Regions from separate parts of the Homo sapiens genome. Here region 1 is linked to region 2. A link is a contact called in ENCODE Hi-C or POLR2A ChIA-PET data. All regions are on one chromosome and are shown on one strand. The core of a region is the stretch at or near the end of the contact, and the rest is flanking DNA. Distances in the headings are between cores, read along the strand shown.

Region 1 (2,750 bases), core at 132-2,631, 45 kb before region 2:
GGTGCCAAGCCCAGGTCTTGACTCACTATGGGCTCTCAGTGGATGTTTGATGAGTGAGTGAGTGAGGGCATGTGGTGGATGATGAGGCTGGAGAGGTAACAGGACTGAATCATAAGGACCTTGCCTGTCGTGAATATTGAACAGCTTGGCAATAGAGGGGGTTTTCCTTCTGAGGAGTGGAAGCAACGTGGTCTATGGTATGTGCCAAGTGAGGGCAGAAGCTGGGGCAGTAGCCACATTGGCATCTCACCATGAGTCCTCTACATGGCCCAGGGTCTGTACCAGCATGACATAAGCCGTGCACGAGTAACAGGAGTGTCAGCCAGATCCGAGGGCTCCACTGTGATGCCTGCCCTGGAAAAGATAGAGCCCACTCAGGCCAGGCCATGGTGGTTTGAGCACCTCCAGCACCAGGGGAGATGCTGTCCTAGAACCAGGGCCCCCAGTCAGTGGACAAAGAAATGTAGGAAGATTCCAGCTCAGAGAACATCAGACCTTCTGCTCCCTGGAGCAGTGGTGGCTGCATGGACCCAGGGCTTGGTGCATGGAAAGTCCAGGCTCCGCACGCTGTGACTCTCCTTAAAGTGAGAATATTTTTCCCAGGAGTGCAAGGGCCTTTCATGTGAGGAGTTTTAAATGTGCTCTCTGGTGGTAGCCACAGCATCCTTAATTTTCTTGTACAGCAAAAGTCAATTTGGAATTGCAGGAAAGGAGGCTTTGTTCTCAGGTGATGTTGAGCAGCCTCTTTTGTGGTCACCTCTTGACACCCACACTGAGCGGGAGGAGGCGAGGGGAGTGCAGCACTGGCGCTGATTATAGAAAACAGCAGGGGTTCCGGAAGAAGCCTTTGGCTTTGGAATTGGGTTTGTGCTTCCATTTAAATGTGGAGGTGCCAGGTGTTCTGATAATTTCACTGCAAAATTTTGAAATCCGCTAATAAAGACCATTTAGAAGGACCTGAGAAGTGGGCTGTGTCCTCCCTCCTCTCCCACCCACCTCTCTCCTGCCACCAGCTCTGACCTGGGATGGACGGCAGCATGCTTCTGTTATCAAAACAGGCCAAAAAGAATGAAAAGCTAAAAGCAGGGAAAACTTCACAAGTTTAGATAAAGTTTTCAAGTGATTAAGTGCTGTGGCAGTGAAAACATTGACCCAATTGCAACTTGTAGGCTCCATCAGAGAGCTGTGGTTGACGGGCTCTCCTGTACATTTATATCAGGAGAGATGTGTTACCGGCTCCCTCAGAGTGTAAAGTGTACCCAAAATAGAGCTTGAAGAGTGGCTTTATCATGGAGTGACTCAGCGCCAGCTAAGAGGAAAGATGAATATAGCGTGACGATGTTCTCCACAGGAAACCCATGGCACGAAAACCAGGGGCGGGGAGGGTGCTTGTAGCACAGTGGCCCTGTGGCTGCCTCACTGGGCCCATGGCTGAGTAATGGGCTGACTGATGGCAGCCCTGTGGAAGCTGGCCTCAGACAACACAGGAAGCCCGCTCAGATTGTCTCTCAGAGCCTGTTCCCAAATGGGAAGCCACCAGCAAAAAAATCCCAGTGGGCTGTGCTCTTCATGTCCTGGTTGGGAAATTCAGGAAGCACACGTGAACACACACATGCCACAGACATGAAAAAGGTTCTGTCTTCTGAAGGCTGTTGGCCGATCTTAACATGAATTTTAAAAAATGATTTGCTACATTTGAGGCATTTCTTCAAGCCAGTTTTGGACACAATCCCTGGTTACTTTGTTCCTGGGGACATTCAGTACCCATGTCTGCCAAGCCCTGTAGTTTTGAAAACATCCCTGGCCCTCACAAAAGCCCTCATAAAACAGCATCCCCTCAAAACCCAAGGCACCTGGTAAGGAAAGAATTAAAGCCAGTGACGTGAATTTAATGTTCGATCCCAAAACCAGAGTTGACTTGGCTTGTCTGGGTTGTTCACCCAGGGGAGGGCTCTCCTCCACAAGGCCCAAGCCCTACTGGGGCTGCTTGGGCACCAGCCACGCTGTGGGGAGGGTGTTAATCGTGACTGAATCGTGATTCCATGTGGGAAACAGTCCTGCAGTCGGGGGACAGGAGGAGCCAGGCTGGAATCCAACACAAACAGTCCAGGGGCAGAGGGAACATTCCCGGGTACCTGTGTCCCTGAGTGACTTGAAAATGCTGAACTTATGCTGAATTCTGTTTAATGATTATTTGCGGGAGGGGAACAGGCATTCTTAAGAGATCGGTTTACCTTAGGAAATCCTGTACTCCCCCTGCTTTCCGGCCTTCCGGCCTCCTTGTATCCTGCACACGCTATTCCTTTGCATACATTTGCAGCGAACTTTGCTCCCCAGGGTATCTGGCTTTTGGGATAAAGACTAATGTCCATGTCAAAATGATTCTTGATAAAAGCATCCTAGATGTTAAATATTTATTTTAAGCTAAATGTTCTACTTCTGAGAGGTTAAAAAACAAATGCCTTTTCATGCAGAGCCTTTTGCCAGTCAATGTTTGAGTTTCTTTAGGCTTTTTTATTTGGCTCTGCAGCAGCTAGCTAACCAACTGCATTCCTGAGATGAGCTGACAAGGAGGCAGAAATGAAGAAATAAACAAAAAGCCATGTTAATTTCAAGCTTCAGTAGGAATACAAAGAGAAATATTAACATTTGCTGAATGACAAATAATGAAATGGCTGGAAAATTTTAATGCTTCTAGCATGCTTTTATAAGCTCTCCTGGAATTTTCCCCCCATCAGGTATTGCACATT
Region 2 (3,015 bases), core at 449-2,948:
ACGTATTAAGCTAGGAGAGTGGTTGGCAGTGATGGTGGAGAGGTGGGCAGGGTCCCAATCGTGGAGGCCCCATGGCCATGGAGGGGTCTAGATTTCATTCCAAGTCCAGTGGGGAGCCCCTGAAGGCTTACGGCAAGGGGGTGGGGTGCCATCTGTTCCCTGTGGCTGCCATGGAGGAAGTGGGCACAAGGAAGGGAGAGACAAGTGGAAAGGCTGCAGTGGAAGCTCCAGGTGACGCAGGGGTGACCAGCGCCACTGCTGCGGCAGGGGGGATGGAGAATCAGGGGCTGACTTGAGACTTTGGAGCTGGCCATGTTAGTGGATAGATGGTGGGGATGAAGAAATCAAACATCTTTCCTGGATTTCTGCCTAAGCAGCTGGAGGGTGGTGGTTCCCTTTCATAAAATGAGGAGGACAGTGGAAGGAATATGTTTAGAGAGGGGGATCAGAGAATAGTTCCCTTCTAGACGTGTGGAATTGGAGATGACTATGAGACATTCCAGAGGCAATACCAGGCTTCCAGAATGCAAATCTAGAGCCAGAAGGAGAATTCCAAGATGGAGACAAACCTGGGAATACAAATGGAATTTAAACCTATGGAGCGAGTAAGATGACTGTCAGTTTCCTAGGGCTGCTGAAATAGGTACCACAAAATATCTGGCTTAAAACAAAAGACATCCAAAATCAAGGTGTCAACAGGGCCATGCTCCCTCTGAAGGCTCCAGGGGTAGAGCCTTCCTTGTCTCTTCCTGCCTCGGGTGGCTCCAGGTGTTCCTTGGCTTGTGGCAGCATCACTCCAATCTCTTCCTCCCTTTTCACATGACCATCTTGCTGCTGTGTCAGTATCTATGTCCAGATTTCCCTCTGATATGGATGCAAGTCACATTGGATTAGGGCCCACCTACTCCAGTGTGACCTCATCTTAGCTAATTATATCTGCAGCAACTCCATTCCTAAATAAAGTCACATGCCAAGGTGCCAGGAATTAGGAGTTCAACATAACTTTTAGGGGGACACAATTCAACCCATAACAATTATCTAGGGCTGGGTGGAAGGAGAGAAGACGGTGGGCTTAGGACTTGGCCAACACACAGCAGTTGGATAGAAGAGGGCGAGCCTACAAAGGAAATGGGCAAGCCACAAGCAGAGAGGCGGGACAGATATGGGGAGCAAGCGATGTCATGAAAACCAAGAATAAGTGTTTCAGGGCAGGAAGGAATGATCACCCGCGTGAAAAAAATGTGGCTCCCAGGTCACAGAGCTAAGAAGTTGATCAACAGATGTGACAGCGTGGAGATCACTGCTGATCTCAACAAGTGCAGCGCGTCAGTGACGCAGAGTGTCCAACTCCAATTAGAGGAAGCTGAGCAAATGCTGTGAGGTGAAGAGGTGGGAACCACAGGGGGAGATGACTCTCTCCAGAGAGTGGGCCTTGAAGGGGAGCTGAGAACTAGGGCAGCAGCTGCTGGGAGACGAAGGGATTAGGAAAGGTTTGTGTTTGGGGCTTTTGTTTTGTTTTTTGTGTTCTGTTTTGTTCTTGTGTTCTGCTTTGTTTTCTAACGTGGGAGCCGCTAGAGCATGTGGTGTGCTGTGTCGGCTCGATTTTTATGTCTGTGTCTTTCTGTGACACACGTTTTGTATTCGACTCGAGTTGTCCTGTGTGCTTTGATGTGGCTTTCGCAGCATCAGAGGCCTTCGCAGACAGTACTGTCTCCCAGCCACCTAGCCAGATGCCTGGGCATTTGTTCTTTACGGTCGCAGCAGGAACATTCTGCGGCACGTATCATGGTACCGTGAATGGCTGCCATTTCATTTTCTTGGTGGACTACAAGCAATTTTCCCAGGCCCCGTTCATGTCACGTCAGTCGTCAAAATCTATGTCTGGTGTTTCCTGCTAAAGAACATCACTAAAGTGCCTTTGTGTGGCCATTTTAGTTGTTGCAGTCTGCCTTGTTCATCACTGGGGAATGGAAACTGGAAAACGAGGTTTCCGTGGGTTAGGAACAGCCTTCCGGGCCATGAGAACCACGTAACTAACCTGATAGGAAGGGCAGGCCCATAGTCAAGTTCAGAGAAGTCCCCTGGGGCCAGACCGGCCTTCCTAAGACTTACTTGAGTGTCAAACATCCAAACCTACAGACTGGAGCGTCAGACTTCCAAACGTCAGGCTGCAAGAGGGCAGGGGCCAGCCAAGAGGCCAGGTGACAAGAATCGGGGGACAGAGGTGAGAATGTGCTTGATCCTTGAGCCAGCAGTCCAGGCCAAAACTCTCCTCCCATGAAGAGGCCTAGATCCACGTGAGAGGAGGCAGGAGGCCACCCCTGACTCTAGAACAGGGAGGGCAGAGAGAAAAGCAGGTTCTGACACCATAATACTTTTTTTGGTAGTGTTCTTTTCAGATATTCCCTTCTTTTCTGGCCAGGTATGGTGGCTCCTGCCTGTAATCCCAGCACTTTGGGAGGCTGAGGCAGGTGGATCACTTGAGATCAGGAGCTTGAGACCAGCCTGGCCAACATGGTGAAAACCCGCCTCTGCTAAAAATACAAAAATTAGCCAGACCTGGTGGTAGGTGCCTGTAATCCCAGCTACCTGGAAGGCTGAGGCACGAGAATCGCTTGAACCCAGGAGGTGGAGGTTGCAGTGAGCCAAGATCATGCCACTGCACTCCAGGCTGGGCAACAGAGCAAGACTCTGTCTCAAAAAAAAAAAAAAAAAAAAACCTGAAACAGATAGTCCCTTCTTTTTTCTAAGGGATGTGATGTTTTAAATAAACTGAAACGATCTCTAAAGGCACTGCTAGAGGCAACCTGGCAGTAATCTTATCAGTTACACACAATGATGAGTGAACCTGGGGGCCCTGGTATGTGGCCAACACTGACACAGGTGGCCTAGGCAGGTGGTGGGCTCGTGGTCACATGGAAGACAAGGGTGCAGCAGGGACATGTCTTGGAGCCACCACAGGCATCCCCAGCTCATCAGTGCCAGTGAGTAAGAGTGGCCCCTGACAATACATGC

What was found. A loop is a pair of places that touch in the nucleus more often than their neighbours do. ChIA-PET counts read pairs that join two places held with the same protein, here RNA polymerase II (POLR2A). Pooled maps may share reads with other maps.
Region 1: a pooled map shows a loop between it and region 2 (2.4-fold over the local background). The contact joins two enhancer-like sites. A Hi-C loop is called at or near these places in 11 of 168 maps with a recorded cell type or tissue (CD14-positive monocyte, Caco-2, GM12878 and 7 more), 34 of 37 single-sample maps with no recorded cell type and 20 of 50 pooled maps. POLR2A ChIA-PET finds 5 or more read pairs at or near these places in 14 of 52 experiments (AG04449, AG04450, CD4-positive, alpha-beta T cell and 10 more).

The regions. Positions count from the first base shown.
Region 1 is chr7:139,679,567-139,682,316 of GRCh38, reverse strand. All of the region lies in intron 2 of HIPK2 (homeodomain interacting protein kinase 2), which reads left to right. Among named protein-coding and RNA genes, the nearest start is that of HIPK2, 97 kb to the left of the region's middle. RefSeq lists an enhancer at 620-1,819. Within about 2 kb of position 1,381, at least 26 of the 41 ENCODE cell types and tissues checked have a DNase peak (open chromatin) inside an H3K27ac peak, as active enhancers do.
Region 2 is chr7:139,634,379-139,637,393 of GRCh38, reverse strand. The region is part of intron 2 of HIPK2 (homeodomain interacting protein kinase 2); the gene reads left to right. Among named protein-coding and RNA genes, the nearest start is that of CLEC2L, 110 kb to the right of the region's middle. Within about 2 kb of position 1,698, at least 4 of the 41 ENCODE cell types and tissues checked have a DNase peak (open chromatin) inside an H3K27ac peak, as active enhancers do.